Linked DNA regions of Homo sapiens: region 2 is linked to region 1. A link is an interaction called in ENCODE POLR2A ChIA-PET data of the cell type or tissue named here. Cell type or tissue: PC-9. All regions are shown on one strand. Each heading gives the region's core, and the rest is flanking DNA. Links, peaks and the distances in the headings are about the cores only. Region 1 overlaps HMCN2 (hemicentin 2). Region 2 overlaps HMCN2 (hemicentin 2).

What was found. ChIA-PET counts read pairs that join two places held together with the same protein. Peaks named below come from ENCODE experiments on the same cell type or tissue, not always from the same donor. Only the 100,000 strongest peaks of a DNase experiment are listed, where the experiment ranks them.
Region 2: POLR2A ChIA-PET joins it to region 1 with 11 read pairs; 4 of 35 experiments call an interaction of 5 or more read pairs at or near these places.

The regions. Positions count from the first base shown.
Region 1 is chr9:130,407,826-130,423,964 of GRCh38, forward strand. It overlaps HMCN2 (hemicentin 2), which reads left to right. Exons shown (of 98, transcript NM_001291815.2): 84 at 918-1,108; 85 at 2,746-2,827; 86 at 10,947-11,216; 87 at 14,752-14,901. LOC107987134 (a long non-coding RNA gene) reads right to left here. Exons shown (of 3, transcript XR_007061816.1): 2 at 15,889-16,139; 3 at 13,420-13,808. Among named protein-coding and RNA genes, the nearest start is that of ASS1, 29 kb to the right of the region's middle. RefSeq lists enhancers at 13,186-13,988, 13,989-14,789. In PC-9, for the core only: no CTCF peak of the experiment used is centred there; DNase peaks (open chromatin) are centred at 6,676 and 7,406.
Region 2 is chr9:130,343,983-130,360,121 of GRCh38, forward strand. HMCN2 (hemicentin 2) reads left to right here. Exons shown (of 98, transcript NM_001291815.2): 26 at 3,184-3,378; 27 at 4,563-4,693; 28 at 5,002-5,149; 29 at 5,555-5,681; 30 at 7,441-7,595; 31 at 8,945-9,223; 32 at 10,781-11,062; 33 at 11,764-11,872; 34 at 12,106-12,275; 35 at 13,852-14,006; 36 at 14,408-14,504; 37 at 15,337-15,432. Among named protein-coding and RNA genes, the nearest start is that of HMCN2, 86 kb to the left of the region's middle. RefSeq lists an enhancer at 14,902-15,673. In PC-9, for the core only: no CTCF peak of the experiment used is centred there; a DNase peak (open chromatin) is centred at 8,249; H3K4me3 peaks cover 381 bases; H3K27ac peaks cover 1,964 bases.

The DNA of each region.
Region 1 (16,139 bases), core at 2,696-10,695:
GCATGTTAGAATCCCCTGGGGGACTTTAAATTCTGAAGTCCAAGTTCTACTTCCAACTCTGTAAACCAGCCTCTCTGGGGTGAGGCCTAGGCATCGGTATTTTTGACACTCCCAAGACGACCCTGGCTGCAGGTAGAATTGGAATCTGACCAATTGCCCTACAGCACTACCTGCAGCTGGATGGTGCCAGGGTTGGAGGAGAGCATGGAGGCCAGGGCATCCTGGCAGAAAAATGCCAGAAGCTTGCCAGCCAGCCAGTTGTCCCCTATGACCTACTCATCCACCAGGAGTAGCACAGGAGCCCTCGGTGACAACGTGTCTTAGTTTGCACAACCTCAGGATGGGTGGGGCTGGATGGGGGGAATGAACAGCCCCAGGCACCAAAAGAGAACTGCAGCTTTTGGTAGATCCAACCTCAGGAAACCAGGAAGGATATAAGCCAGTCCAGAGCATCGAAGAGTGTTTTGAGATTAGCATGAATCTCATAGCGTTGCTTTGTACAACAGAGGTGTCTAGGGTTCTTGTTTTTTTATAGTTATTGATTTCCAAAGTACCTGGCAGGTACTCCGCTGCTAGTGTAATCCATCTGTGAAAGAGAGTATATGACACGCGTAACACTGCCTTCCTGCCTGTGCCCATCTCAGGCATCACTAATCAATCACAGCACCATTCTCATTCAGCTTCAAATGCTTCTCAGCACAGTTCTTGGAAAGTCTTTGCCAGTCTTTGTGACTTGACCCATGACATGAACACTGTTTGCTGTCCCTGATGCACTGACTAAACACAACCATGCTGTGCTAGCAGAAGCCTCTGGAGGCCCCTGGAGGCAGGAGTTGGGCAGTCCTTTGGGGTTTATGGGAGGCTGAGCCAGCAGGCAACCTCTTTTCTGACAACTTGCTCGATGTCACCCCATGCAGAGGCTCCTGTCCTACAAGGGGAGGCTTTCTCCTACCTGGTGGAACCTGTAGGAGGCAGCATTCAGCTAGACTGTGTGGTGCGTGGAGACCCAGTGCCGGACATCCACTGGATCAAAGATGGCCTTCCACTGCGGGGCAGCCACCTCCGGCACCAGCTGCAGAATGGCTCGCTGACCATCCGCAGGACTGAGGCAAGGCGGGGCCTGGCACCTTGGGTGGGGCCACTGAGGACAACTCTACGCTTTTTCAGATTGTTCAAGAGGGTTCTTCCTATTGCCCCCTCTGCTTCTGCAGTGTACAAAGCACCTCCCTGCCCATTCCTCAGATATCCTCCCACTACCACCAATATTGACCTCCAGCCAACTGGGCTTTTCCATTCCTCCGTCATCCACCCATTCAATGGAGCGAATTAGTTCTACCTCATAGGATTGTAATTAGAAATCAGTGAGATGTCTCATACCCATTATTTAAGAGTGATCTGTGGGTAATGCCTCCAAAATGTTGTTATTAACAACCTCAGGGGGTAGGGTAGGCAGGTAATAGTGCTCCCTATTTACAGACGAAGACACTGAAGTTCAGAGAGGCCCACAACCAATAAGTGCAGGAGGCAGCGCCCCCACCCCCAGGTCTCCTGCCTCAGGCCCCGTGCTGTTTCCAAAGCCTTGGGCCCTGGGGCAGCCCCTCTCAACTTCCCTTTTGTGTCTCAAGTTCTGGTGATTGTGCAGAAATCCCCAAGTCAGTCCTGACTCAAGTTCATCTTAGGGGCCTTGATCTCACCCATTTGGGAGCCTTTCTCTGGGTAGTAATGATAATAGGACTAGTAATAAGAGCAGTAGTAAGAGCAGTGGTAATAATGGCTCCTGTTACCCAAGTACTAACTGTGGGCCAGGCACGGGGCCTTGCACTTAGCAAGCATTATTCCATGTGATGCTTATAAGATCCTAGCAGTTATCACTCCCATTTTACAGAAGGGGTAACTGAGGCTCCAGAGGCATGAAAATGTCCTAAGTAATGGGCTGAGGGCAGTAAGCAGTGGGGCTGGGATTCAGTCCCATGTTGGTCTGACCTCCAAACCTACACTCTTAACTTTGTGCCATGCTATCCCCCCCAGTCCCTTGGGTGTGGCCCCCCAGATACCATCTTCTGGGAGTGGACGTGGCCTCAGGCTGCCCCAGGCCCATCTGATGGTGGCGCTGCCACTCAGAAGTGATGTGAGCCAGCGCGCCACCTGAGTTCCATCACATATCCATGGGTCACCTGTTAGGGAAACGCTGCAAACGATCTCCCTTCTGGAAGACTCACTTTGCACACTGGCACAATAAATGCCCTGAGAGGTCCTGCAGTTCAGACTGCCATCCTGTTCATACAACAGAGGTGTCTCATGTTCTTGTTTTCCTATAGTTATTGATTTCCAAAGTACCATAACATGTTGTCAACTCAATGTCTCCCAAACTTACTTGACCATGGAACCCTGTTCTCCAAGGAGTCTCAAATAATGTGCCATGGGACAGTAAGATTTCAACGTACACAGTTTGGAAGAGGTGGATCTACACCATGCTTTTCCAGCAAGTTGTTCCACCTAAGGCAACAAGGACCGTAGTCACAGCCCCCTGTTTTCGGGTGTGAAAAGGGGCTGGATTCTCTTTGCATGTCTGCTGACAAGTGGTCACAGAGGCCCTTCTGATGCTCTGCGGGGGATCAGGTGCCCCTGGCTGGTTCACAGCCTAAGCCCCTTGCTGGCTGGCTGCCCTCAGTCCCCTACCCAACTGTCTGAGCCACTCATCTTCTTCTCTGAGCACCATGCCTCCTCTCCTGTGCCCACTTGCAGAGGGACGATGCGGGACGGTACCAGTGCCTGGCAGAGAATGAGATGGGCGTGGCGAAGAAAGTGGTGATCCTCGTCCTGCAGAGTGAGTCTCGGCCTCAGCAGAGTGGGGACGTGGGAAGTGTGCTCGGGGACAGCGGTGGCGTGTGCAGCCTAGAGGGCAGACGGCAGGGCTGGGACTTGGAATTCTTTCATTAATACTTACTTGGAACACACACTGAATCCTACCAAATGTTTCCCAAATGTGGGGTGACTGAGACTCAGGACTGAGCTAAAGAAAACCTGGCAACCTGGGCCTGGGGGAGCTGGGCATTTAAAACTCAGACCAGCCGTCAAGATCACCGCGACAGCTCTCGCATGTGCCAAGCAGCTCGTAGTTTACCAGGCGCTGTTTGAGCCTCAGAATAACACTGTGAAGTTGTCTCAATAGGGATTCTGTAGAAAATGTTTTATTGAAGATGAACACCTGTGGAGAAGAGCCAGGATCCTAAGTGCAGAGCTCATGAATTTTTACAATGCGAACCCACCCAGTTAACCAGCAACCAGATCAAAGAAATAGGACAGTGCCGGCTCCCAGCCTCCAGCATGCCCACCTCTGCTTACTGCCCCCTGCCCCAATAATCACTGTCCTGGATTCTGCCTCTTTAAAAAAAAAAACAACAAACTTTATTGAGTTATAATTTGCATACCATAAAATTCACCCGTTCATGCAATGCAATATTATTTAACCTTAAAAAGGAAGGAAATTCTAGGGCTGGGCTCGGTGACTCACAGCTGTAATCCCAGCACTTTGGGAGGCCAAGGCGGGTGGATCACCTGGGGTCTGGAGTTCAAGAACAGCCTGACCAGCATAGTGAAACCCTGTCTCTACTAAAAATACAAAAATTAGCTGGGCGTGGTGGCACGCCTGTAATCCCAGTCATTCAGGAGGCTGAGGCAGGAAAATCACTTGAACCCAGGAGGCAGAGGTTGCAGTGAGCCAAGATCGTGCCATCGCACTCCAGCCTGGTTGACAGGCAAGACTCAATCTCAAAAAAAAAAAAAAAAAAAAGAACAAAAGGAATGCAATGCAATTCTGACACAGGCTACAACATAGATGAACCTTGAGGTCATTATGCGAAGTGGAAAAAGCCGGTCACAAAGAAACAAACACTGTATGATTCTGTTTATATGAGGGGCCTAGAGTGGCCAAAAGCATAGAGACCCAAAGTAGTATGGAGCTTGCCAGGGGCTGCAGGGAGGGGAGAAGGGGGAGTTAGAATTTAATGAGTCCGGAGTTTCAGTTTAGCAAGAGAAAAAAGTTCTGGAGATTGTACAATGTCAAATACTCAACACTACTGAAGTGTACACTTACAAATGGTTCAATGATAAATTTTATGTAATGTATTTTTTTTACAACTATTATTGTTACTAATATTTTTTGAGACAGGGTCTGGCTCTGTTGCTCAGGCTGGAGTGCAGTGGTGCCATCTCTGCTCACTGCAACCTCCGCCTCCCGGGTTCAGGCGTTTCTCCTGCCTCAGCCTCCTGAGTGGCTGGGATTATAGGCGCACGCCACCACACCCGGCTAATTTTTGTATTTTTAGTAGAAACGGGGTTTCACCATGTTGGCCAGGCTGCTCTTGAACTTCTGACCTCAGGTGATCCACCTGCCTTGGCCCCCCAAAGTGCTGGGATTACAGGAGTGAGCCACTGCACCCAGGGCTTGTGCTCATTCTTAAATGGAGTTGTTTATTTTACTAGTGAGTTTCTAGAGTTCTTTACATAGCATGGATATAGCCCTTTATCAGATACATGATTTGCAAATATTTCTCCCAGTCTGTGGCTTGTCTTTGCATTTTCTTAATGGTGACTTTGAAGAGCAAAAGTGTTAAAATTTGGTGAAGTCCAAATTTATCCATTGTGTATTTTTTGAATCATGTATTTGGGGTTACACCTTTTAAAAATCTTTGCCTAATCTAAGGTCGTCTTTTTCTTTTCTTTTCTTTTCTTTCTTTCTCTTTTTTTTTTTTTGTTTTAATATTTTTGGGACAGAGTCTCACTCTGGTGCCAAGGCTGGAGTGCAGTGGCAAGATCTCAGCTCACTGCAACTTCCACCTCCAAGGTTCAAGCAATCCTTGTGCCTCAGCCTCCCAAGTAGCTGGGATTACAGGCACGCACCACCACACCCGACTAATTTTTGTAATTTTAGTAGAGACGAGGTTTCGTCGTGTTGCCCAGGCTGGTCTCGAACTCCTGGCCTCAAGCAATCCACCTGCCTCGGCCTCCTAAAGTGCGGATTACAGGCAGGAGCCACTGGGCCCTACATTTTCTTATACGATTTTTGTAGTTTTAGTTCTCACATTTAGGTCAGTGATCCATTTTGAGTTAATCTTTGTGTGGGGTAAGGGTCTAACTTCCTTTTTTGCATACGGATAGCCAATTGTTCCAGTACCATTTATGTTGATCTTGAATTTCTTTCAGTGATGTTTTGTAGTTTTGAATGTACTGGTCTTATATTTTTGTTAAATTGATTTTAAGTCTTTTTATTATTGTTGATGCTATTTTGGGTGGAATTGTTTTCTTTGATTTTTGGATTTGTAATTGCTAATATGTAGAGATACAGTTGAATTGATATCATATCATCTATGAATAGGGACAGTTTGACTATCTTTCTTTCAAATCTGCGTACCTTGAAGTTTTTTGCTTTGCCTTATTGCCTTGGTTGGACCCTCTGGTACACAGTTGAAGCAGCGAGAGCAGCCATCCTTGCCTGGTTCCCTGGTTTAGGTGGAAAGCAGTCAGTCTCTCACCATGGGGCGTGATGTTAGCTGTGAGTTTTTGTGGATGCCCTTTCTCAGGCTGAGGAAGTTCCCCTTTTGTACCTAGTGTGTTGAGAGTTTTTGTCATGCATGGAATAGGTTTGTGGTCCAGACAAGATGGTATAGATGCACTTCTCCCTATTTCTCTTGCTAAGGACAGCTAAACACCTTGGACTTTATATAGAAGCAAACATAAAGAGCCTCTGAAAAGTAGAGAAAAGAAGGAGGATAGACTACCGATCTTGGGACCTGAGGAGCAGCATGGTGGTGAATGCCCTGGTGTTTCTTTTTGTCCCTTATATCCTGGGCCGCATACTTGAGAAGCCAACAACCTGGAACCACCAGTGGGCTCAGACACACGCATGTGCACGTGCGCACACACACGCACACACACACACGGGGGCATGTGCACCTCAACGAGAGCCTGTCCTCTCTTGCAAAGGACTAGGAAAGGGACAGCATAGTAAGAAAGAAAACTTGTAAATAACAACCCCTAACTGGGTGTGGTGGCTCGTGTCTGTAATCCCAGCACTTTGGGAGACTGAGGCAGCCAGATCGCTTGAGCTCAGGAATTTGATATCATCCTGGGCAATATGGTGAAACCCCATCTCTACCAAAAATACAAAAAAAAAAAAAAAAAAATAGCTGGGCATGGTGGCGCACACCTGTAATCCCAGCTACTTGGGAGGCAAACACCATGAAAAACACCCCTGCCCCATCATCACACCAACTGGGAGCCTCTAACTTCCACCCTCGCCCCTGTACCGAGGCACTGCTCTCCCCACACTGGAGCAGGATGCTGTCAGGTGACACCTAATGAGGAGACAGAATTGTCACCACTGTCATCTACTGAGTGGGAAGCTCCTCCCCCGTGTGGCCAGGTGGGCAGCGAGGGTAGTGCCAGCAGAGGCCCGGTGTGGGCGTGCCTCCACCCATCCACCCATGCTCAGCAGTAATGAGGCACCCCTCCCTGTTCCGGGCTGACCATGGAAGCCTCATAGGGAACCTGGGCTTCCACGCTGACCTGGCGGAAGTGAGTGGCACCACTTTTTCTTGGCAGTTTTATAGCTCTGCCAAAAACGGAAGATTTAAATAAAAATCCGAGTCTTACAATACTGAAACTCACTTACACACCAGGAACAAGGAAAAGCTCAACTTACACACCAGGAACAAGGAAAATCTCAATGAAAGCAGACAACAGATGCCTACTGAGATAGTACAGATATCAGGTAATCTGATAAGGACTTTTTTTTTTTTTTTTAAGACAAGGTCTGACTCTGTTGCCCAGGCTGGAGTGCAGTGACATGATCAGGGCTCACTGCAGCCTGGGCTCGGGTGATCATCCCATCTCAGCCTCCCAAGTAGCTGGGACTGCAGGCACGTGCCACCACACCCGGCTAATTTTTATTTTTATGTATTTATTTTTTGTAGAGACAGGGTCTCCTTATGTTGCCTAAGCCAGTCTCAAACTCCTGGGCTCAAATGATCCACCTGCCTCAGCCTCCCAAAGTGGTGGGATTACAGGCATGAACCACTGTGCCTGACCAAGACTGAACTGTCACCACTGTCACCACTGAGTGGGAAGCCCCTCGCCTACACAGGCCGAGTGGGGAGCAATAAGCAGTGCCCCTCTCCCTCCCAGCCAGGATGGTGCCAGCAGAGCCCCACTTGAAGCGCCAACTCCCACCGATCCCCAGCAATAATGAGGCACCCTCCCTGTTCCCGGGTGTCCATGGAGGCCACGTGGGGAACCCGGACTTCCACTCTCATCTAGCAGAAGTGAGTGGCACCTCCTTCCCCTGGCAGTGTTCCAGGTCTGCTAAGATGGAAGATTTAAATAAGAGCCCAAATCTTATCATACTGAAACTCACTTATCATACCAGGAACAAGGAAAAATCTCAGCTTGAATGAGAACTGATACTCAACAGACACCAACTGAGATAGCACAGATGTTTGAGTCATCTGGTAAGGATTTCCTTTTTATTTTTTGATGGGGTCTTGCTCTGTCACCCAGACTGGAGTGCAATGGCACAATCACAGCTCACTGCAGCCTTGACCTCCTGGGCTCAAGCAATCCTCCCACTTCTCAGCCTCCCAAGTAGCTGGGACTGCAGGTGCATACCACCATGCCCGGCTACTTTATTTATTTTTTGTAGAGATGGGGTCTTGCTATGTTGCCCAGGCTAGCTGACAGGGATGCTTCTGTGAGCAGTTGTCAACATGCTTGAAACAAGTGAAAAAAACAGAAAATCTCAGCAAAACGTGGCTGTGGAGTAATTTGAAGTTCAGGCAGTTTTCAAGTTGGCCTCGGTTTACTGTCCTTTGTACCCCTCAGGTCTCCCCTGCACAGGTGCATATTTCCCACGATGGCCAGGGATTGTGGGGAGCCAATCCAGCCTGTCCGTGGCTCCTTCATTTCCAGGTTCTCGCCGTTCAGTTGCTGGCTGGGTCCCTGCTCTTCTCAGCCAGGGCCATGCCGCAGGCCAGCACAGCAGCCATTTCCCTTTTGGCTCCTACCAGTTTTGCCCCTTTTCCTGATGATATTTCTCAGGGCATACTTTCATCCTCTACTGCACATCAAGGCAGCCCCCAGGGGTGGCAAAAGCTGCTGTTTTTCACAGCCATCCCTAATAAAACCACTGTGATGGTCACGGTGGGGTAGGGATGGGCACAGCCCCAGGCAGGAGGGCCAAAGGCTTCCACTGTTCTTATCCAAAGTTCTAGAGGCTTTATTTTTTTTTTTTTTTTTTTTTGGAGACAGAGTCTCACTCTGTCACCCAGGCTGGAGTGCAGTGGCGCGATCTCGGCTCACTGCAACCTCCACCTCCCAGGTTCAAGAGATTCTCCTGCCTCAGCCTCCCAAATAGCTGGGATTACAGGCACCCACCACCTTGTCCAGCTAATTTTTGTAATTTTAGTTGAGACAGGGTTTCACCATGTTGGCCCGGCTGGTCTCAAACTCCTGACTTAAGGTGATCCACCCGCCTCGGCCTCCCAAAGTGTTGGGCTTACAGGCGTGAGTCACTGCGCCTGGCCTCGACCTTCATTTAAGTGGAATCACCCCACACGTGCTCTTGCGTAGACTCTTCTTTTGCACATCATAATTTGTGGCATTCGTCCATATTGTTCACGTGGAATTAGTTTATTGGTTCTCATTGCTGTGTGTTTTTCTGCTACATGGATGTACCACAGTTTATTCATGTATTCCACTCTAGGTTAGTTTCCAGTGATGGGCGGTTAAGAACAGGGCTGCTGTGACCTTACGCACGCCCTCCAGTGAACACGCACACACACCTGTGCTGGGGTATTCGTCCAGGAGCAGAAGCGCTAGGTCTCACAGTACACATGTGTTCCACTTTAGGACACACTGGCTGTGGTAGTATCTGATGAATGGCCTCCAAAGATATGTCCAGGTCCTAGTCCCCAGGGCCTGTGAATGTTTCCTTACTTGGAAAAGGAATCTTTGCAAATGTAATTAAGTTAAGGATCTTAAAGTGAGCACATTATCTCGGAGGCCCCTAAATGCTATCACAAGTGTTTTATTTATTTATTTATTTATTTAGAGATGGATTCTCACTCTGTTGCCCAGGCTGGAGTGCAGTGGCGCAATCTCGGCTACTGTAACCTCTGCCTCCCAGGTTCAAGCAATTCTCCTGTGTCAGCCTCTCAAGTAGCTGGGATTACAGGCACAGACCACCACACCTGGCTAATTTTTGTATTTTTTAGTAGAAATAGGGTTTCACCATGTTGGCCAGGCTCTTCTCAAATTCCTAGGTTCAAGCAATCCACCCACCTCAGCCTCCCAAAGTGCTAGGGTTACAGGCATGAACCACCATACCCAGCTGCAAGTATTGTTATAAAAGAGAGCCGGGGCCGGACATGGTCGCTCATGACTATAATCCTAGCACTTTGGGAGGCCGAGGAGAGTGGATCACCAGAGGTCGGGAGTTTGAGACCAGCATGATCAATATGGCAAAACCCCGTCTCTACCAAAAATACAAAAATTAGCCAGGCGTGGTGGCACACACCTGTAATCCCAGCTACTCAGGAGGCTGAGGCAGGAGAATCACTTGAAGCCGGGAGGCAGAGGTTGCAGTGAGCTGAGATCGTACCACTGCACTCCAGCCTAGGTAACAGAGTGAGACTCCGTCTCAAAAAAAAAAAAAAAACAAAAAAAAACGAGAGAGACAGAGAGCTGGGGTGGTGTGGCAGGGGAGAGAGAGAGAGAAGAGAAGGTAAAGTGGAGACAGAGGCAGAGGATGGATTGTTGCAGCCTCAGGCTAAGGAATGCTGGTGGGGCAGAAGCTGGAAGAGGTGAGGAATGGGCTCTCCCCCAGAACCTCTGGAGGAAGCAGGGCACCTTAACTTTGGCCCAGTGAGGCTAATGTGGGCCTCCTGGCCTCCACAGTTTCTCCTGTGTTTCTGCAGCTTGCTGCAGCATCTGCAGGAAGCGAACACACAGGCACACAGCGCCCCACCTTGGCTGAAGCACGTTGCATTTCCACCTCAGTGTGTGCGAGTTCTGCTTGTTCCGCAGCCTCACCAGCACTGGGCCTTTCCCATCCTTTCCATACTAGCCTTCCAGGAGGGTCTATAATAGTAAGTGGACAGGAAGCATCATCCCCATATTTCAGATGGGAACACTGAGGGTCAGGGAGTGACTTGGTGAGAGCCACCCACAGTAGGTGACAGAGCACGAGTTTGCCCATTTCATTGGCATCAACTAGAGGCAGTTCTGACAGATGGCCCCCCACTTCATTGGAAGCAGTCTAACTGTCCTATAGGAGAGGCTTCATTTAGCCAATCCCAATACAGTCAGGCAATAGAAGACTACCTAGCCACTAACAACAGATATGTAACTGCATGGAAAGGTAGTTACGATCTATTGCAGAGGAAAAATAAAAGCAGATGGCCGGGCGTGGTGGCTCATGCCTGTAACCCCAGCACTTTGGGAGACTGAGGCGGGTGGATCACTTGAGGTCAGGAGTTCAAGACCAACCTGGCCAATATGACGAAACCCCATCTCTACTAAAAATACAAAAATCAGCCAGGTGTGGTAGCAGGCGCTCTTGGGAGGCTGAGATGGGAGGATCGCTTGAACCCAGGAGGCAGAGATTGCAGTGAGCTGAGATCGCACCACTGCACTCCATCCTGGGGGACAGAGTGAGACTCCATCTCAAAAAATAAAATAAAAGCAGATACGGCCATATGATCATATTTTCATAAAGAAACAGTGTCTAGAGGGAAATATTCAGGAACGATGACTGGGTGGAAGGATCCTATGCAGTTCTTATTTTCTTCTTTCTGCTTCTCTGGATTTCCCAGTGTGTCTAAATGAACATATCCCACTTGAATATGCAAAAATAATTAAATGTTCCTAAAAGCCACCTGGGCCTCCCACAGGTGCTCCGGTGTTCCAGGTGGAGCCCCAGGACATGACAGTGAGATCTGGGGATGACGTGGCCCTGCGGTGCCAGGCCACTGGAGAGCCCACACCCACCATTGAATGGCTACAGGCGGGTCAACCCTTGCGGGCCAGCCGGCGGCTCCGGACCCTGCCCGATGGGAGCCTGTGGCTGGAGAACGTGGAGACTGGGGATGCAGGCACCTACGACTGCGTCGCTCACAACCTCCTGGGCTCTGCCACAGCCCGGGCGTTCCTGGTCGTGAGAGGTATGGGGCATCCCTGTCTGGACCTTCGTGGACAGAGGCAGGATCTCTTGCCGATGGGGATTGTGTGGTGCTTATGGGAGACCTGTCCCCTGCCTTGCCAGCTCCCCACCTCTTCCCTTTGCTTCATCACAAGCCCAGAATGAACCCCTACCCTGCCCGTTTACAGTTGGGTAAACTGAATCTTGGAGGTGCTGTTTGCTGCTCATCTTGGACAGGGAACACAGGTTGTTCCTGCTTAACTGGCACAAATGCATGTCCTCTGTCTGGACACTGCACAGCCCCTGGAAGCAGGCAGAGGAAGACAAGGGCATCCCCGGTGCCCTCGGGGGCTGCTGTGAAAAGTCTGTGCATCAGTGCATGTCCCAGGCATCACACATTGCCTGGCCGTGGCAGGTGGTTGGAAAAGAAATGGCTTCCTGGTGGGATGGACCCCTGCCATCTCGATTCCTCAATCAGCTCCCTTCTACCTTGGGTCAGACCAACTTTAAAATTAAGAAAAGATCTATCCTGAGAAACCACAGTAAATGGATTCAGACCTGCATAAAGGCAAGTCATAAGATATTATTTCTGTGGCCTGTGCCTCTGAAGGGAACACTCCATATATGTGGGGATGTGTCCCCTTCCCTGTACCTGGCAGACATCACTAATCTATCACCACATGGGAACACTCCCTATGTGTGGCGATGCATCTCCCTCGCTGTCCCTGGCAGACATCACTAATCTATCACCACATGCGTTGGCAGAATCTTTCTCCAATGAGCCCTCCCAGGCAGCGCCTCTCAGCTAATTGGAATTGGGACTTGACACTTGGCCACCTGGAAATCCACGTGAAACCCACTGCCAACCAAATGTGGGACCCTTTCTGGCCGTTGCTCTCATTATCTCCCACAGGCCGGGGCAGGGTACCAACCTATGCAGCTCTGAAAGTTCAGCGGTTCTCTGACCCCCCAGCCAGAGATGCAGTCTCAGAGTTAGCCTTGGGTCTAAGCAGACCCCCATGTATTTCAGGGCTTCGTCCCACTTCTTTTTTTTTTTTTTTTTTTTTTTTGAGACGGAGTCTCTCACTCTTGTTGCCCAGGCTGGAGTGCAGTGGTGCAATCTCGGTTCACTGCAAGCTCTGCTCCCCGGGTTCACACCATTCTCCTGCCTCAGCCTCCCAAGTAGCTGGGACTACAGGCACCCGCCACCATGCCCGGCTAGTTTTTTGTATTTTTAGTACAGATGGGGTTTCACCGCGTTAGCCAGGATGGTGTCTATCTCCTGACCTCGTGATCCGCCCATCTCGGCCTCCCAAAGTGCTGGGATTACAGGCGTGAGCCACCGCGCCCGGCCCGTCCCACTTCTTACCCTCTCCTGTTGGCAGGCCCCAGTCCCAACCACAGAGCTATGTACATGGCCTTTGTATTTGTTCTGTAGGGCTACTGGTAAAAAAACAAAACAAAACAAAACAAAACAAAACACCACAAGCTGGAGGCTTAAGCCACACTGATTGTCTCATAGTTCTGGAGGCTGCAAATCCAGGATCACACTGTCAGCAGCCCTGGTTTCTTCTGAACACTGTGGGGAGGATCTGGTCTGGGTCTCTCTCCCAGGGTCTTGGTGGTGGTCCTCGGCATTCTGTGGCTTGTCGAAACATCACCCCCACCTCTGCCTTCATCTTCCCTGTGTGTGTCTACACTTCCCTATTTATAAGGACACAGTCATGTTGGATTAGGCCTGCCCTAATGACCTCATTCTAACTTGACTTACTCTATAAAGACCCTATCTTCAAATAGGGTCACATTCTGAGGTCCTGGGGGTTAAGACTTCAACGTATGAATTTTGGGTGGTGTGGTAGCATTCAATCCATAACCCAGCCTCCTTATTTTTTTTTAATAGAAACAAATATTCTTCCTTTATATATGTTAACTGTAGAAAGGCCAGATACTATAGAAATCTGTGAAGAAGAAGGTAATTCTCTCCCATAATTCAGTGACCCAAAGTAGCTTAAGCAATTATTTGGGGAGATACATTCTTCCACACTGTTTTCTCTGGATAGAGGAGATACACTTTTCTTTTTACAAATGTCAAATTTACACCCTCTATAACCTGCCATTTTTACTTCCTCTATCTTGGAAGACATCCAATTATGATACACATCGGTCCACAGCTTTTTGATTGGCTTCGTATCATTCCATGGGAACGTTTTTTATCTTCGTTCGTGTTGGCTTTGTCAAATGAGCAACGTAGTTTATTTTCCTAGTTTCCATTCCCCAAAGCCACACCGTGCTGCGTATCTTTGTGTGTGGCCCTGAAGATTTCTGTGGGACGATTTCCTTAAGGGGCATGGGTGGGTGAAGGGAGTTCAGGGTTTGGGAGCTTCTAAACCTGTTTTCCCTCCTGAAAACCTGCTTTTCCTCCTTCCCCATCAGCCTGGCAGGTCCCAATCCTGGCCTTGTAGGGGGACAAGAGGCTGCTACGTCACTCCATGTCTGAGAGAGCTGGCGGTGGCTTGCCTGCCGTGCCTGGGTTCCATTTCCTGTCCCCTTCCAAAGCTGCGCGGGTCACACTCCAGCCTTCTCATCTGCAGCTCCCGATCTCTTCTTCACTCCCCTATTAAAAGGCCAGGGATAGGTTCACGGCCCTTCTCCTGTCCCTCCCATGGGCCCCAGAGCATCGGATACTGATGAGAAACATCCCAGATGGGCTTCAAATCTCATCAAACCCCAGCTATGGGCTGCAGGAAATGGCCCTGCTTCCTAGAACCCCAAATTAACCAGCCCCTTGATTCATCCATTTAGGATCCTAGCACTTGAGTGTTTTATGTTATTTTTTGACAGATCATGGGCAATTTGTTGCTAATTTCCCCTGAGAGCTGCTGAGTGGAGAGGCAGGCTAACTTCTGTCTCTCGCCCCCTGGAATGCCATCTGCCTAAACAAGACAGCTGGCGCATTAGTCAGAGGAAGCACCCCCCTGTGCCTGCATCATCCGTTTGATTAGCGCTAAAGAGCATCTGCTCACAGATGGCCTGGCGGGCAGCGGCTAGGAAACCAGCCCACCCGGCCAGGCCAGCTGCAGGGCAGCCAGGGCCAGCAGCACTGATGGAATGGGGCTGTTCAGGTGATGGCACCCGGCTCTGGCTCGGTGCCCTGGCTCCTTCAGTGTGCCAGCCACGCCATCGTGGGCTCCCGGCATTTCAGAGACCCACAGGTCTTCTGTGAGTTTGTGGTCCCGCCTCCTCATTTTACAGGTGAGCCAACTCAGGTGTGGCTTGGGGGCCTGAGGTGGCCAGGTTTTAAGGAATGGCAGAGCCAGAATTAGAAGCCAGCTCCGCCCTGAGCCCAGGGTTCCTCCTAACAGCCTCCCTTCCCTTTTAGAGCCAAGATCCCCTGGGCGTTGAGTCCATGACCCCTTAGCTGTGTGTCCTTGGACAAGTGGAGGTGAACTCTCCGAGCCTCCATTTACTCCTTCACGAAATGGGAATGACAGCCTGCTTGTGCTGTGGGCCCCGGGGTGGATAGTCAGTGGCACTGTCATTCTTTCCCTTCCTTACAGGGGAGCCCCAGGGGAGCTGGGGCAGCATGACTGGGGTGATAAATGGCCGGAAATTTGGCGTGGCCACACTCAACACCAGCGTGATGCAGGAGGCACACTCCGGGGTCAGCAGCATCCACAGCAGCATCCGCCATGTCCCAGCAAACGTGGGTGAGTGGAAGGCAGAGCATCACCTGCCTCTGGGTTATTGTCACAGCCCAGCGAGCATCCTCCAGAACATGCTGGACCTAGGAGGCGCAGAGCCTGTGCCCCGAGACTTGCTCAAGGCCTGATGACCAGAGCACGTCTGACCATCTCTCAAAGCTGAGTGCAATCCAAAGTGGACTCAGATGCAGGCAACTTCCTGTCCCCCTCACAACCTCCCAAAAACAAAGGAACTGCATTTACAGTCAGACCAAGAGTGTGTGAAACGGTCAGTGTTCTGGGGGTGCGGGCGCTCAGATTGTGGTTTCCCAAGCCACCGATGGCTCCCTGAGGCTTTTCCCCATTTAAGTTAAAGCTCAGGCTGATGGAAGTGGAGGGATCTCCAGTCATGAGTGAGGGGTGCAGGCTGGAGGTGACGGGAAGCGGGAAACATGGAGAATTGAATTGCCTAGAAAACCTAGAGGACTAAGAAGAGTCACCTGCACACAGAGCTCTCATGTACGGTGTCTGAGCGATGAATGCTCTGAGAGACTTGCAGAGCTTGTGACAGTGGACGTCACTGTCTCTCCCTTCCCAAGGAATCCCTGGCCCCTCGTGGGGGTCCAGGAGGGGCAGTATTCATGGAGTCTTCACTGAAAGTAGCTCCTCTGAAGCTGCCCTTGGCCATGGTCCCGCATGAGCAGTGTGGGGTCAGGGGATTTTGCTGGGGAAGTCACTCTGAGCTGGCTGTCAGCAGACAGCAGATGAAGCGAGACGCTGCCCAGACATGGCTGCTTATTCTAGCTGCAGGAGTGTGAGGCCTGGAGAAGCATCTGGCCCCAAGCCCGTGGACCAGGCTTTGTTCCATGAAACAGACGCACAGAGAGGCTGGGAAGGTGGTGCCCATGCACAGGGGCCTGGCCAGCTCCTGTGAACCTTGCAAAGCTGGCACCGTCCCTGACTCAGAGCAAGTGGGGAGCGGGTGTGTTCCCCTTGCCCAGTCCATGGCCCCACCTGGTCCTGCGTGGAGGGCGGGGCATCACATGAAGAAGATCTGAGAATCCACGTCCAGGGCCATTTTTTGGTTCTTTTTTCAAACGGTTTGGAACAAACCGGGGCTGGTCCAGAAGGGATCTGCAAGTTAGAAAAGTTGGTTCACTTCAACTCAGCAAATATATAATGACAGTCTGTGGAGTCCCTGGCTCCGTGGTGACCCGGGGCCCTCAATCGGTATTTGTTGAACTGAGTTAAATATCAACAAGGTA
Region 2 (16,139 bases), core at 3,443-11,442, 63 kb before region 1:
GGTGTGTGGGACTCTGCACAGTGGGGAGGGGGCGGCGTGAGGGACCCTGGGCAGCAGCTGGTGCCCGGGGATCTCCTTGTCCTCCTTGTCACAGAGCTTCAGGGCCGTCCTGCACTAGAGCACTTTAGGCTGAGATTGTGGTAAACAAGGTTCCACAGCAGAAACCATCACCCCTCCCGACCTGCAGCTCGGAAGGCCTGGCCCCCGGCGTGGCGGGAAGTACAGGGGCTCTCAGGGGAAAGCTGAGGAAGATGAGAGGGGGGTGTGCATGTGTGTGAGTGTGCGAATGTGTAGTGTGTGTATGTGGTGTATGTGTCATGTGTGGGATGTGTGTGCATGTATGTGTTCTGTGTGTATGTGATGTGTGTATGTAGTATGTGGTGTGTGTGTGTGGTGTTTGGCATGTATGTTGTATAGTGTTTGGTGTGTGCATGTATGTGTTCTGTGTGTGTGTGGTCTATATATATGGTGTTTGGTGTATGTTGTGTGTGTGGTGTGCATGGTGTTTGTGTGTGGTGTATGTATGTGGTGTGTGTGGTGTGTAGTGTGTGGTGTGTATGTGGTATGTGGTGTTTGGTATGTGGGGTGTGTATGTAGTGTTTGTATGTTGTGTGTATGTGTATGGTGTTGTGTGTAGTGTGTGATGTGTGTATGGTGTTTGGTGTATATGTTTGTGTGTGGTGTGTGTATGTTGTTTGATGTGTATGTAGTGTGTGTGTATGATGTGTAGTGTGTGGTGCGTATGTGTGAATGTGTGGTGTGTGTGTGTGTATGGTGTTTTGTGTGCATGGTGTTTGTGTGTATGGTGTGTAGCATGTGATGTGTATGTGGTATGTGGTGTTTGGTGTGTGTGGTGTGTGTAGTGTTTGGTATATATGTTGTGTGTGTGGTGTGTGTATGGTGTTTGGTGTATGTGGTGTGTGTGTGTGTGTGTGGTGTTTGGCATGTATGTTGTGTGTGTGGTTTGGTGTGTGTAGTGTGTAGTGTTTGGTGTATATGTTGTATGTGTTGTGTATGTGGTGTGTATAGTTTTGGTGTGTGTGTGGTGTGTGCATGGTGTTTGGTGTGTATGTTGTGTGTGTGGTGTGTGTAGTGTGTAGTGCATGGTGTGTATGTGGTGTGTGGTATGTATTGTGTGTGGTGTGTGGTGTGTGCACAGTGTTTGGTGTGTATATTGTGTGTGGTGTGTGTATGGTGGTGTGTGTAGTGTGGTTTGTGGTATGTATTGTGTGTGGTGTGTGGTGTGTAGTGTGTATGTTGTGTGTGGTATGTGTATGGTGTGTGGTGTGTGTAGTGTATGGTGTGTACGTGGTGTGTGGTGTGTGTGTTGTTTGATATGTATGCTGTGTGTGTGTATGTTTGTGGTGTGTGGTGTGTATGTGGTATGTGTGGTATGTGTAGTGTGTGGTGTGTGTGTGCTGTGTGTGTATGTTGGTGTGTGGTGTGTGTAGTATGTGGTGTGTATGTGGTGTGTGGTGTGTATAGGGTGTGGTGTGTGTGTTGTTTGGTATGTATGTCATGTGTGGTATGTGTATGGTGTTTGGTGTGTATAGTATGTGGTGTGTGTAGTGCTTGGTGTGTATGTTTGTGTGTGGTATGTGTGTATGGTGTTTCGTGTGTGTAGTGTGGTGTGTGGTGTGTGTATCGTGTTGTGTGTGTGTGGTGTGTATCCCCACAGTGGGGAGTGGGGGTAGCAGCCCCTGGCGGTGGGACATTCTGGCCTGCATTCTGGGCAGAGGATTCCAGAGGAAAACGGGCACAGGGGGATTCAGTAAGTTGCCCAAGGACACCCAGAGCGTGGGTGGACATGGAGCAGGGCCCTGGGCCCTCCCTGTCCCTCATGCCAGCAGGGAGGGTCTCTGGCACTTTACGGTGGGCGGTCAGGGTAGGGCGGAGGGGGCAGGGCAGCCTCCTGCAGAGATGATGCCAGTGTGCCTTCCACATGCCATGTCTTCCCCGCCACCATGCTTACTGGTCCTTCCAAGGATGAAAGAGTGAGCGGCCCACAGCATAAGTGTCTACCCCTGGGCCCCCGCTGCCAGGGGCGGCCCTTTCTGATGATAATCAGTGTTAGCTACAACAGTCCTGATGACCAGCGGTAGCAGCAGAAGGCGGGTGGGAGTGACGTGCCGATCTGCAAGTGTGGGGACCCCACAGGCTCCCCTGAGTCAGCGCTGGCGGAGGTCAGGGGGCAGGTGAGAGCTAGGGCCAGGATGGCAGCAGCAGAGTGTGTGCCTGGGGCTCACGCTGCGACCTCTGGGCAGTGTGCCTCAAAGGGGTCACTTGGAGGACTGGGCTGTTAGCTTCAGCTCACATAGGACCCCCTCTGGGCAGGTTCTGTCCTTGGGGCCCGTGAATGAAAGCTCCACTCCAGCCCAGTGGGCAGCTGTTTCTGGCACACCTACTGTGTACCAGGCTGTGTGCACAGACCAACATGGGGCGTGTCCTAGAGATCAAGGGGCTGGGGGATGTGGCACTCACGGTGGGGCTGGAGGCAGGGGGGTGTGGCACTCACGGTGGGGCTGGGGGTTGTGGCTGGCAAAGTGACTGACCCAGGCTTGTGGAGGGAGGAGCAGGAGCAGGCTGAGCAGAATTGGGGCCTCCCACAGGCCCTAACCCCAGGGCACAACGCAGGGTGCTGGAGCACGGCAGGCTTGGCTCGTTCATTGATTTAGTGCCTACTGTGTGCCGGGCACTGTGCTAGAGGCTGGCGGTGGCAGCAGGGAAAAAAACAAAGAGCCTGGCCCTCGTCGGGTGGGGGACACGGAAAAGAGACAACAGAGACCTGGAGCATAGACGCGTCCTCTGATCACTGGAAAGTGGAGGACGACGGCTGAAAAGCAGGGAGGGCAGGGGCTGGGGGTGCCTGTTGGGGTGCAATTCTAAATGAGGGGACTGGGGACTTGCTGTGAAGAGAACCAGAAAACAGGCCTGCAGTCCCCGCCTTGGTCCCTCAGGGACCCTAGGAGGCTGTATGGATGGGCAGTGTGGGTAGGTGGCGGGTGTGGGGGCTCCCACGGCTCCGAGGGAAATGCTCCTTCCAGCCTCGGGGGGACGGAGGTGCCTGGAGTCATCGCTGGACCGTCAGCCCCTTTTGCACAGGAGAGACATGTGGGAGACAGTGCAGGTGTGGAGGGGAAGGTGTCAGGGTGTTTGTACTGATGACTCCATGCACCCTGCCAGGAACGCCCAAGCCGCAGGTCACATGGAGGAAGGGCCCGTCCTCGGAGCCCCTGCATGGCCAGCCAGGTGTGGCAGTGCTGGAGGAGGGGTCTCTGTTCCTGGCCTCCGTCTCACCTGCGGATAGTGGAGACTACGAGTGCCAGGCCACCAACGAGGTGGGCTCCACGTCCAGGAGAGCCAAGCTGGTGGTCTATGGTGAGCAGGGACCCAGAGCTGGGGGCAAGAGAGGAAAGCGGCAGGGACCCAGAGACGGGCCTGTCTTCCTCCCAGGACCGCATCCGGCCAGAGGCCCACAGTGAAGCCGGGGGTCTGACAGTACCACGGCGTGCCCAGGTGTGGCAGTGCCAGTTCCCCGGGGCCTGAAAGCTTCCTACACAGGAGAATCAGGTCCTGCCACCAGGTGCCAGTGACAGGGAGGGCTTGAGGGGGCTGGGAGAGTGGCAGGTTGCACTGTACACCCCACTTCCCTAGAGAGACCCCCACGGAGACAGTATGGGGGAAGCACCTGGAATTCCATCAGTGTCTTTGAGATTGGTCTAGAGGTGAAGGCATTTTAAAATGACCCCTTGGCTGGGCATGGTGGCTTGCACCTGTAATCCTAGCACTTTGGGAGGCTGAGGCAGGAGAATTGCTTGAGCCCAGGAGATCGAGACCAGTTTGGGAGAGAGAGACCCTGTCTCTACATAAAATAAACTTAAAAAATTATTTTTAAAAATGAGCACGGATGGCAGTGCAGAGCCCCAGAGCCCACCTCCGGGTTAAAACTGTTACCCCTGGTCTCTTCTCACATTCTTGTCCTCAGCAGGGAGAGCGCCCACCCCCACATCCAGGGTGCTATGTGCAGAGGAAAGGAACCCCTCCTTAACACGGGCAGTGTGGGTGGGCTGGGGAGTGGTCTCTGTCGGCAGGATGAACTGGCCCCGCTTGGGCAGTTCTACCAGCTCCTAACGCCACCTGCTGCTTCCCCAGGACCAGCTGCTCTGGCTAGCCCTGTAATGACTTGCTCAAGACATTTGTTACAAAAGCGTGGCCAGGCCTCACCTTCAGAGATTCTCACTCAGGGGGACCCTCCCTGGTCACTGTGACACCAGGTTGGGTGTAGAACCAGATGGATCTAAGGGGACTCCAGCACCTTGCAAAGCTGAGAGTCAGAAAGGGTGACACCTGGGCCTGGGCACGACTGGGGGTGTGTGGGTCCCAGGGCAAGGCTGCTGCGGCCATCTGCAGGTCCACAGGACCCTTTGTGGCTGGGCGGACGGGGACAGGCAGACCTTCTCCAACCCCAGTGACGAAGGGGAGGGAATGGCCCAGATGAGGTCCCTTCGGCTGTGGCTCTAAGGGGGCAGGGAAGCAGCTCCTCGGCTCTCCTTGCCCCCAAGTGCCCCCCAGCATCCGGGAGGACGGGCGCAAGGCCAACGTGTCGGGTATGGCCGGGCAGTCCCTGACGCTGGAGTGTGACGCGAACGGCTTTCCAGTCCCTGAGATCGTGTGGCTGAAGGACGCGCAGCTGGTGGGTGTCCCCCTAGGGTGGGCGGGGTATGGGTGGGATTTAGGCTGGGGACAGGTCTTCTGGATGGGCATTTCTGCGTGTGCCAAGGTGGGGCAGGGAGATGTGACAGGTGTCTTTGGTGGTGCTCTGGGGTTCACGGCAGTGGAGGATAGTGGTCATGTAGTGAAGCCTGGCAGGGGCTGCGTGGCAGAGAGCATGGCACCGTTCTGGCCACTGGCCACCTCTCGGGCCTCAGTTTCCTCATTACTGATGCTGGGGGTGGTGGCTGGATCCCCTCTTACTGGCTCCCTCTGGCCTCTCCTACCCAGATTCCTAAGGTGGGCGGCCACCGCCTCCTGGACGAGGGCCAGTCCCTCCACTTCCCCAGGATCCAGGAGGGTGATTCTGGGCTCTACTCCTGCCGGGCAGAGAACCAGGCTGGCACCGCCCAGAGGGACTTCCATCTCCTTGTGCTCAGTGAGTGAGACCTGAGCCCTGTAACTCCCAAGTGTGTCTGGCCCTGTAGCCCCAACTCTTGCAGGCACACCGGGGGAGAGGGTAGACTTTGCCTGCGGAGAGCAGGGGGCACAGAGGGACCCATGACAGACCCAACCCCCATCCTCACAGAGCTATCAGGCTTGGGGGACAGACATCAGACAGGTGAATAGCAAAATCATTACTGTCACAAGTGCTACCAAAGAACAGTCTGGGTGCTGAGGGCTCCAGAGCAAGCCCTTCTGGCCAGGGTTTTGGGGGGCTTCCCAGGAAGGTCAGGTAGGAGGGGGGCCCAGGCTGGGGGGTCTGCACAGACAAAGGCCCCGTGGTAGGCGGGGCTTGCAGGGTTTGAACAGTTTCCCACCCCTCACGCCTTCTCACCCCCAGCCCCTCCTTCCGTGCTTGGAGCCGGGGCCGCTCAGGAGGTGCTAGGATTGGCCGGTGCAGACGTGGAGCTGCAGTGTTGGACCTCAGGGGTCCCCACGCCCCAGGTGGAGTGGACCAAGGACAGGCAGTGAGTGCCCCCCTCCCCGAGGATGGCGTGTGGTGGTGCCCAGACTCAGCCTGCTGGATGTGGGGGTTGGGGAAGGTTGAACTCTTCTTGGGGAGCTGACAGGCATGGCATGTGCCACCCAGGGCCCAGACTGAGGGCTGTAGGGGCGCCTCCCACCCAGCAGGAGATTAGCCAGGGAGACCCCACTCTTACCTCAGCAAAGTCTTCTCATCTCTTAGCCTTTCCTTTTTTTTTTTTTTTTTTTTTTTTTTGGTGACAGGGTCTTGCTCAGTTGCTCAGGTTAGAGTGCAGTGGAACGATCTCAGCTCACTGCAGCCTCAAACTCCTGGGCTTCTTGGGCTCAAGAGATCATCCCACTTCAGCCTCCTAAATAGCTGGGACCACAGGTGTGCGCTACCAACAACGGCTAATTTTTTAAAAAATGTTTGTACAGATGGGGTCCTGCTTTGTTGCCCAGGCTGGTCTTGAACACCTGGCTTCAAGCAATCCTCCTGCCTTGGCCTCCCAAAGTGCTGAGATTACAGGCATGAGCCACCGTGCCCAGCCTCTTTTTTTAAACTCACTTTTTCTCTAAGTAAAATTCACATAATGGGCTGGGTGTGGTGGCTCACGCCTGTAATCCCAGCATTTTGGGAGGCCAAGGCGGCCAGATCACCTGAGGTCAGGAGCTATCAGCCTGCCCAACACAGCGAGACCCTGTCTCTGCTAAAAATACAAAAAAATACAAAAAAAAAAAAAAAAGAAATAGCCAGGCATGGTGGCAGGCGCCTGTAATCCCAGCTGCTTGGGAGGCTGAGGCAAGAGAATCACTTGAACCTAGGAGGTGGAGGTTGCAGTGAGCTGAGATCAAGCCACTGCACTCCAGCCTGGGTGACAGAGCAAGACTCCGTCCAAAAAAAAGTCCACGTAACATACAATTAGCCATTTTAAAGTGTACAGTGGGCCAGGTGCAGTGGCTCACGCCTGTAATCCCAGCACTTTGGGAGGCTGAGGTGGGCAGATCACGAGGTCAGGAGATCGAGACCATCCTGGCTAACACGGTGAAACCTCGTCTCTACTAAAAATACAAAAATATATATATATATATACGGGCATGGTGGCGGTAGTCTGTAGTCTCCTGTAGTCTCCGCTACTTGGGAGGCCGAGGCAGGAGAATCACTTGAGCCCGGGAGGTGGAGGTTGCAGTGAGCCATCGTACTACTGCACTCCAGCCTGGGCAATAGAGCAAGACTCAGTCTCAAGGAAAAAAAAAGGTGTGCAGTGTAGTGGCATTTAGTACATTTGCAGCATGGGGCAACTTTCACTTCTATTTAGTTCCTGACATTCCATCACCCCAAAAGGACACCCTGGACCCATCAGCAGCCAGTCGCTGTCCCCTTCTCCCCAGCCCCTGGCAACCACAAGCCTGCTTTCCTTCTCTATGGACGTGCCTGTTCTGGGTACTTCACATCACTGGCATCATAGAGTGTGTGGCCTTTTGTGTCTGGCTTCTTCCACTCGGCATATTTTCCAGGTTCATCCATACTGTGGCAAGTGTCAGAATTGCCTTCATTTTTGTGGCTGAATAATGTTCCGTGGCATGGACGGACCACACGTTGTTGATCCATTCCTCGCTTACTGGGCCTTTGCATTGCTCCCACCTCTTGGCGCTAATGAATGGCCCAGCCTCGCTTTTTACAAGCCACACACTCCCTGTGTGCAGCGTGTCCCATCCAGCCCCTCGGCCTTACTGGCGCTTTTCCCTTGCCCGTCTCTCCAGGCCTGTCCTTCCGGGAGGCCCTCACCTGCAGGTCCAGGAGGATGGCCAGGTTCTCAGGATCACCGGCAGTCACGTGGGGGATGAGGGACGATACCAGTGCGTGGCCTTCAGCCCAGCTGGTCAGCAGGCCAGGGACTTCCAGCTCCGAGTTCATGGTGAGCCCCCACGCCTTCTGGGACCCCGCCACAGGCTACTCAGGAAGCTTCCCACCCAGCTGCCCGCTGCCTTAGAGGGAGAGTGAGGGCTGAAATGGGGGACCTGGTGAGTGATCCCTGAGTCCAAGAAAGCTGGGGGCTGGGGTCGGGGTTGGGGTCAGGGTCAGGGGATAGAGGTTATCTGGCCCAGCATTTTCCAAATCCGTGGTTTCCATCCCAGCTCTAAAAATTTACTACTTATGTTTTTTTTTTGAGATGAATTCTCTCTCTGTTGCCTAGGCTGGAGCGCAGTGGCACCATCTTGGCTCACTGCAACCTCCCCCTCCCAGATTCAAGTGATTCTCTTGCCTCAGCCTCCCGAGTAGCTGGGATTACAGGTGCCCACCACCACACCCAGTTCATTTTTGTATTTTTAGTAGAGGTGGGGTTTCACCATGTTGGCCAGGCTGGCCTTGAACTCCTGACCTCAAGTGATCCTCCTGCCTTGGCCTCCCAAAGTGCTGGGATTACAGGCGTGAGTCACTGTACCTGGCCCAAATTTACTACTTCTGATACCACTTGGAATTATGATTTACTTTTCTTTAAATGAGTCACACTTCCTTACACTGAAACACATTTATTTAAATATCCCTTATTCTTATAAAGGATATTTAATATCGAAACTGTAAGCAGAAAACCAGTTTCGCTTGGCTAAGGAAGCTGAAAAAACAAACACACCCCATAGAGCAATGTTGTAAATTCTCGAGGCGTGGACTCCGCAGAGGGCACCCAGCCTGCATCTGCACTCTCTGTGCTAAAAAGCGGAGAGTAGAAAGTGCTAGAAAGGTTAGGGACATGCATAGTAGCACCAAACGGAGCCTTTCCTTGCTGTAACCCGGATAGAAGGAGATTTGGGAGGGGCGTAACCATTCCATTCTGAGATGCAGTTATTTCATGCTGTGCCCATGTGCCCCTAGCATTGTCCTGGGTAGCATCGGTGGTGAGTGACCAGCCCTGTGTGAAGTCCTCATCTAGTCCAGCCTCTCATTTCACAGATGGGGAGACTGAGGCCCAGAGAGGGGAAGTGGCTCACCCCTGGTCTTCCAGTATGTTAGAGCAGAGCAGGGCCCAGAATCCAAGCCTGTGGCCCCGCCCCCACCTCCTGCACCTTCCACACCAGCATGTCCCCATGCTGGCCTCTCCCATCTGTCCCCAGACCCCTCCCCTCCTTGTCCACCATGCCTTCCCTGCCCCCGCAATGGAAGCCTGTGGTGTGTCTTGTGGCCCAAAGGCATGAGTCTGCTGCCCTGGGGAAGATGCCAGAGGCCTCAGCGGCTGCCTGTGACCAGCCCCACCTCTTTCCTTCTCAGCGCCCCCCACTATCTGGGGCTCCAACGAGACAGGCGAGGTGGCCGTCATGGAGGACCACCTAGTGCAGCTCCTGTGTGAGGCTCGAGGAGTGCCCACCCCAAACATCACCTGGTTCAAGGACGGGGCCCTGCTCCCCACCAGCACCAAGGTGGTCTACACTAGGGGCGGTCGGCAGTTGCAGCTGGGGAGGGCCCAGAGCTCCGATGCCGGCGTCTACACCTGCAAGGCCAGCAATGCTGTGGGGGCCGCAGAGAAGGCCACCAGGCTGGATGTTTATGGTGAGCAGCCAGGGGCCACGGCAGCCGGGGTGGGCAGTGGGAGGGACTCAGCCATGGTGGCCCCTGCCTGTCTCCAAAGGAAGGCTAGGTGGCCACTTGGAGTGGTCAGAGGCAAAAGGATAATGGGACCAAGACATTATCTAGGGAGAAGGGTCCTCCCAGCTTATGTGACTTCCCTCATACCTGTAAGGAAACTGAGGCCAGGAGTGGAAGGGCCTGTCTAGGAGGCCATGGCGGAGCTAAGTGTAGAATCCAGGTCTCCCCTCATGGTGTGGGGCTTTTCACTAAACCATGCCCAGAACCCTGTGACCACCACAATAATTAACTGCCCTCAGCTCATCACTTCTGTAAGCTAGACCAGAGGGGCACTTTGCAGCATCAGCTCATTTGATCAGCTGGCAAAGGGACTTGAGCTCTCATGTCCCCAGTTACAGATGGTCGCAGTGAAGCTCTGGAGCAGAGAGGTTTCCCCAGGTTCACACCCCTAGGAGGTGGTGGAACCCGGTCCTTACGCGGGCAGATCTGACTCCAGACCTCATGCTGTGAACCTCAGCATCAGCTCAGCCCTGAGGGGCTTGGCTCTGGGGACTTTTGAAGGAGAACTCAGAGGAAAGGGTGTCGGTGGCTCTGGATGGGTCTGAGCAGGGCCCCGGTGAAGTGTGAGAGGGCAGCGTGCAAGCTGATAGGGGTCAGCCTGGCCCCCCGTGGGGAGTCACTTTGGGAGCTCTGGCTTCCAAAGATGCAAAGGGCTTGGGTACTGGAACCTCAAAGGGCAGCTGAGCTGCATGGGCTCCACGGCAGCCTCTGAAGATGGCCCCGCCGCTAGCTCAGGGAGTCTTATTTTGGGACCCGAGGTCCCCCAGGAAATGAAATAGAAAATGTGTATGTGTATGTTTTCATTAAATTTTCAAAGCGTCTTACACCCAAATAAGGTTAAGAAGCATCTCCCAGGCCACGGTTGCCCCTTGTGCCCTGGTAATGGCTTCATCAGCTCAGCAACTTGAGGGTCTCCTTGAGGGTAGGAGAGAAATTTCCCCTTTGGCGTGGCCACCATGGGCTCCAAGCATAGTTAACATCTGGTCCCCTTGGCCATCGCTGGCTAAGTTAGGAGCCCCCCAATCCAAGCCATCTGGGCTCAGGTCTGCCCCAGTCTTCTGCCTCCTGAGACCAGGGAGGGAGGGGACTTCCAGGAGCAGAGCTCTGTCCCGGCCCTGGGGGTCTTATTTGAGTCCAGCAGACACTGGACCTGCTGTGTATAGGCACTGGGGATGCAAGTAGGCCGGCCGTCTTTCCACTCATGCTGGGCTTGCCGGGGTAGCAGCGGGGATGGAGAGGCAACAGTCAGCACCCAGGGGTGGGGTGGCGCGCCCAGGGGCTGAGGAGGGTGAGAATGCTGCCCCGGGGTCTGAGCAAGGGGTTCAGCCACTGGAGGTGAGGGAAGGAAGTGTTTCACATGGAGTGGGGTCGGTGAGGGGCTTCAGCGGGCCTGTTGGGCTGAGATGAGAGCAGGCTAGCGTCCAGCTGTGGTCCCCAAGCCGCCCCCTGCCTCTTTTCCAGTCCCACCTACCATCGAGGGCGCCGGTGGAAGACCATACGTGGTGAAGGCTGTGGCTGGGAGGCCTGTGGCGCTGGAGTGCGTGGCCAGAGGCCACCCGTCCCCCACCCTCTCCTGGCACCACGAGGGGCTGCCCGTGGCAGAGAGCAACGAGTCGCGGCTGGAGACAGACGGGAGTGTGCTGAGGCTGGAGAGCCCGGGGGAGGCATCCAGTGGCCTGTACAGCTGTGTGGCCAGCAGTCCTGCCGGGGAAGCCGTCCTGCAGTACTCCGTGGAGGTTCAGGGTGAGCCCGGCCCACCCCACTCAGAGCTGCCTGGGCTGTGGACGTCTGCCCAGGCCTGCTGCGTGCTTGTCCCGAGAGAGCTCCTGGAGTGGAGGGAGGGTGGGGAGAAGTAACCAGTGTCCCCACATTGCATGACACAGATGAGGACGCTGAGGCCTGGGCTGTGGGGCCGGCAGGGCTAGGAGTGGGCAGGGTGGAGCCCCAGGATCAAGGGTCCCTGACTGTGCCCAGGACCCTGGGCTGGGTCACCCAGGACAGAGGACCTCGTTCTGCCTTCTGCCAATGGAATGGCCCTTTACGGAGACTTTCCTAAGGCCGGCTTGTGGGTATGGTCCCAGCAGGGCGGGTGGGGCCTTCGCCTGCTCTTCCATCCATTGCTGAAGCATCTCAGGTCCTAGTGCTGTGTTGACCCCAAGCGGCACTGGAAATGAAGCTGGGAACAAGGCCAACCGGACTCCTGAGCCCTCAGTCTGCCAGGGAGGCAGATGTTAAATAATTAGGCCCAAGCCTTTGGGGAGCCCGGGGTGTCCCCTTACCCGCCTTGGGTGGCCCTGGAAGGCCTCCTGGAGGAAGGGCCACTGATAGGGAGACGTGAGGGTGAGGTGCAGCTGGGCCTCGCTTGGAAGGCTCTGGGGACTTGGGAGGGTTTGAGGCCAGTGGCTGCTCAGCTCCAAACACCCAGGAGTGTGTTCTGCCTGCAGTGCCCCCACAGCTCCTGGTGGCTGAAGGCTTGGGACAGGTGACCACCATCGTGGGACAGCCCCTGGAACTTCCCTGCCAGGCCTCAGGCTCCCCAGTACCCACTATCCAGTGAGTCTGGGGTGGTGGAGGCCAGGGCTGGGGGTAGGCAGAGAGCGTGTGCTTTGCGGATTGTGGGGGGAAGTGGACAGGAGAGAGGCTTCCTGTTTCCAGGAGTAGGAAAGAGGCCTGGAGCCACGGCTGGTGAGAGCAGGTGGGAGGAACTTCTAGGTTTCCTGCTTGTCCTGCCTGGCCTGGCCTTCCCTGGTCTCAGGTTGACACGCCCCCCTCCCTACTCACCTTAGGTGGCTGCAGAATGGCCGCCCAGCCGAGGAGCTGGCTGGGGTGCAGGTGGCCTCGCAGGGGACCACACTGCACATTGACCATGTGGAGCTGGACCACTCAGGCCTCTTCGCCTGCCAGGCCACCAATGAGGCGGGCACTGCCGGGGCCGAGGTGGAGGTGTCTGTGCATGGTGAGTGGGCGCCTGGGGTTCTGGAGCTGTGGGCAGCCTGAGATGCCAGGGGTGGGTGGAGCCTGGGCTGTGGCAGGCCTGGAAGGGCACGGGGCTGGTCTTTGCTGGATGGCGTTTCTGGGCTGGACTTCCCAGTTCCCCACAGAGACGCAGGTGTGAGAGGCTGGCCGGGCCACTTATCACACTTATCCTCAGTCCTGACCAGCCCCTAGGCCTCACTCCTCTCCCCAGCTTCCTCTCTGTCCATCTGCTGAACTTCACTTAGTTCTTTTAATATATCAACCCTCTTTCTCTTGTCTTCGTCTACGTTTGCTGTTCCTTCTGCCCAGAACTTTCTCCCTCCTCTTTGCCTGCCTAGCTCCTTATCTTTCAGGCATATCCTGAAATACTTTTCCTCCAGGAAGCCTTCCTTGATTCTACCATGTTTCTCATCTGCACTGCCCAGCCTCTCAATGCCTTAGCCCTCCAACAACTACATTGGGATTGCTTATTTGGTTGTCCATCTCCACTGTCCACCTCTGTGAGCTTTGAGAGGGCAACATGGTAGCTGCCTTTCCCTGACTGTGTCCAGGGGCCCAGTATAGTTCTGGCCACAGAGTAGATGCTCAGCACACATAAGGATGCATGGATAGATCAGTGGGTGGGTGGATGGATGGGTGGGTGGATGAATGGGTTGGTGGATGAATGAGTGGACAGATAGAAGGGTGGATGGATGGATGGATGGAAAGGTGGAGGGATGGGTAGATAGATGGAAGCATGGGTGGATAGAAGGGTGGATGAATGGGTGGACAGATAGAAGGGAGGATGGATGGATGGATGGATGGATGGATGGATGGATGGAAAGGTGGATGGATGGGTAGATAGATGGAAGCATGGGTGGATAGAAGGGTGGATGGATGGGTAAATGGATAGATGGGTAAATGGATGGATGGGTGGATGGATGGATGGAAGGGCGGGTAGATGGATGAATGGGTGGGTGGGTGGATGGATGGAAGGGTGGGTAGATGGATGAATGGGTGGGTGGGTGGATGGATGAATGAGTGGGTAGATGGATGCATGGGTGGGTGGGTGGATGGATGAGTGGATGAATGGGGGAGTGGATGGAAGAGTGGGTAGATGGATGGATGGGTGGATGGATGGATGGAGGGATGGATGGATGGATGGAAGGGTGAGTGGATGGATGAGTGGATTGATGGATGGGTGGGTGGATGGATGGAAGGGTGAGTGGGTGGATGGCTAGCTGGATGGATTGGTAGATGATGGATGGGTGGGTGGATGGATGGAAGGATGGATAGACAGAAGGATAGGTAGATGAATAAATGCATGAATAGATGCATGGGTGCACAGATGGTTGGGAGAATTTTTAAAGAGAATAACTTCTCTGCTGGCTCCCAGTCTAGAGCTCTTTCCCCTAAGCCATGCGTCTAGGGGATATGGTGGGCAGAAGCTAGATGCTAGCCTTTGGCCAGCCCTTCAAGGGCACCTTCTCACCCCCAGGCATCGAGGGGGTTGCTGGGTGCCCACTGTACTCCTCCTGATTCTGACTCGGGCTCTTCCTGACTCTTTCCCTTCCCAGAGTTCCCATCGGTCAGTATCATTGGGGGTGAGAACATCACAGCTCCTTTCCTGCAGCCTGTGACCCTCCAGTGCATAGGGGATGGGGTGCCCACCCCAAGCCTCCGTTGGTGGAAGGATGGTGTAGCCCTGGCAGCCTTTGGGGGGAACCTACAGGTATGTGCAGGGGCCCCAGGGCTGGCAAGCCAGCTGGGCACAGGTGGAGGGGCTGCTCTGGGGGCTTCCTGGAGACTCTGAGCAAATCCCAGCAGGCTGGGCATAGGAAGGGCCCAGAGCCCTCTCAGCCTGAAAGGGTGAGCCTCAGCCTCTTCCGGGTCCTAGGAGCTTCAGTTGTCAGAGGGAGAAAATGTCAGTGGGGGGGACAGGGAATGGTATGCCTGGAGATCGGACGAATCCCTGGAATCCAAGTGCTTGGCTCATAACTCTACCTCCAGAGCCAAAAGTGTCCCCATGCCTCACTGCTCCTGCCCCCGGGCTCGGCAGCAGCCTGGCCACTCGCCATGTCCCGTCATCACTTGGACAGCCCTGTGGCATACTCTCTGCCCCCTCCCCTCCAGATTGAGAAGGTGGACCTGAGGGACGAGGGCATCTACACTTGTGCTGCTACCAACCTGGCTGGGGAGAGCAAGAGGGAAGTGGCGCTGAAAGTTTTGGGTGAGGACGTGGGTAACCAGCAGGGCCCAGGCCAGCATGTTGGGTGATCCCTTGGGGACCCTTGGGGCTGAAGTGTGTGGCGAGGGAGGGGGAGGAGGTTTTTCAGTCATAGTTGTGCACTTAACTTCAGAGGAAGTAGAAAGCCCTGAAATGAAAGTGTTAGCAATAGCTGTGTAGTCCCTTTTGGCGGGATTTTTTTTTTTTTGAGATGGAGTCTCGCTCTGTCGCCCAGGCTGGAGTGCAGTGGCACTATCTCGGCTCACCGCAAGCTCCGCCTGCCGGGTTCACGCCATTCTCCTGCCTCAGCCTCCCGAGCAGCTGGGGCTACAGGCACCCACCACCACGTCTGGCTAATTTTTTTGTATTTTTAGTAGCGACGGGGTTTCACCGTGTTGGCCAGGATGGTCTCGATCTCCTGACCTCGTGATCCGCCCGCCTCGGCCTCCCAAAGTGCTGGGATCACAGGCGTGAGCCACGGTGGGATTTTTAGTGGAAGACCTTGCCCACATTCATATTTACGTTTGCTTATTTTGGGGGTTTATTTGCAGGGAAATCCTCGTCCTTGTCCCTTCCCCTGGCTGTGCTGGCGTCGGCTGTCCTGGGGTGGGGGCTGGGTGCTGTATGATTGCCGTAAGGATGGCAGCCTGTTGCTCTTTGTTCTTGGGCTTGCTTCCAGGAGTGAGGTTGCTTAGTCTGAGGACATGAGCTGTTTTAGAGCCCTTAGTCTAGGATTTTCTATGGGGAGCAGGGAGCAGCACTGCTGGGATGGCTGGGATTAGAGCTGCCCAGAGCTTGCACCTACCAAGCTGGGTCTCTCCTTGTCTCCCCCTAGTGCCCCCCAACATCGAGCCAGGCCCAGTCAACAAGGCAGTGCTGGAAAATGCCTCAGTGACCTTGGAGTGTCTGGCTTCGGGCGTGCCCCCTCCTGGTAAGACCCCTCCTCTTGGCTGAAAGCTACTTCCAGCCCAATTTACTGTCTAATGAGGCTGGCGAGTGACCCAGGGACTCTCTGATTGGACATAATGGGGAGAAATCATCAGGTCTTTCCCCCCCGTTTCTCTCATGTTCCTCTCTTCCTCTTCAACAATGTCCTTCGGGCCAAGGCCATGTTAGGGTCCAGAGCCAGTGTGAAACAGGCCTGCAGGACATCTACTCACAGTAAGCTTCACAGGGCTGTCCGGGGCTAGGGGCGAGGATCAGGACCTCAGAGTCACCATCTGGTCTGTAGGGTCCTCCCCTCTAGACCAGAAGTGGAGGAAAGGGCCGGGAGCTGGGGGCTGGGTGTGGGTGTTTGCATAGGGGACTGGGTGAGGCTTACGGTGGCCCAGGAGGAAGGCCTCTCTCCTGCTCCCATCTGAACTAGGCCCACCCTGCTTTGCTTGTTGCCTGTGAGCCCTGGGGATATTTGCCCCCTCTCGTGGGGATGCCTGCTGAGTTCCGGGGACATGTCCCGGCAGGATGCAGGGAAGCTGCAGATACACGCGGTCCAGCCTGGCTTTGAGGCTGCTGCTTTGGGCTGGTCCATGTTCTCTAATGCCCCCTAGGGGACGGGGTCTTCTGGTAGGGGGAGGGCAGGGCTGAGTTTGACTCTCTCTGCTCCTGGCTGCCTCAGCCTCTGCCCACGGGGCTTCTTCT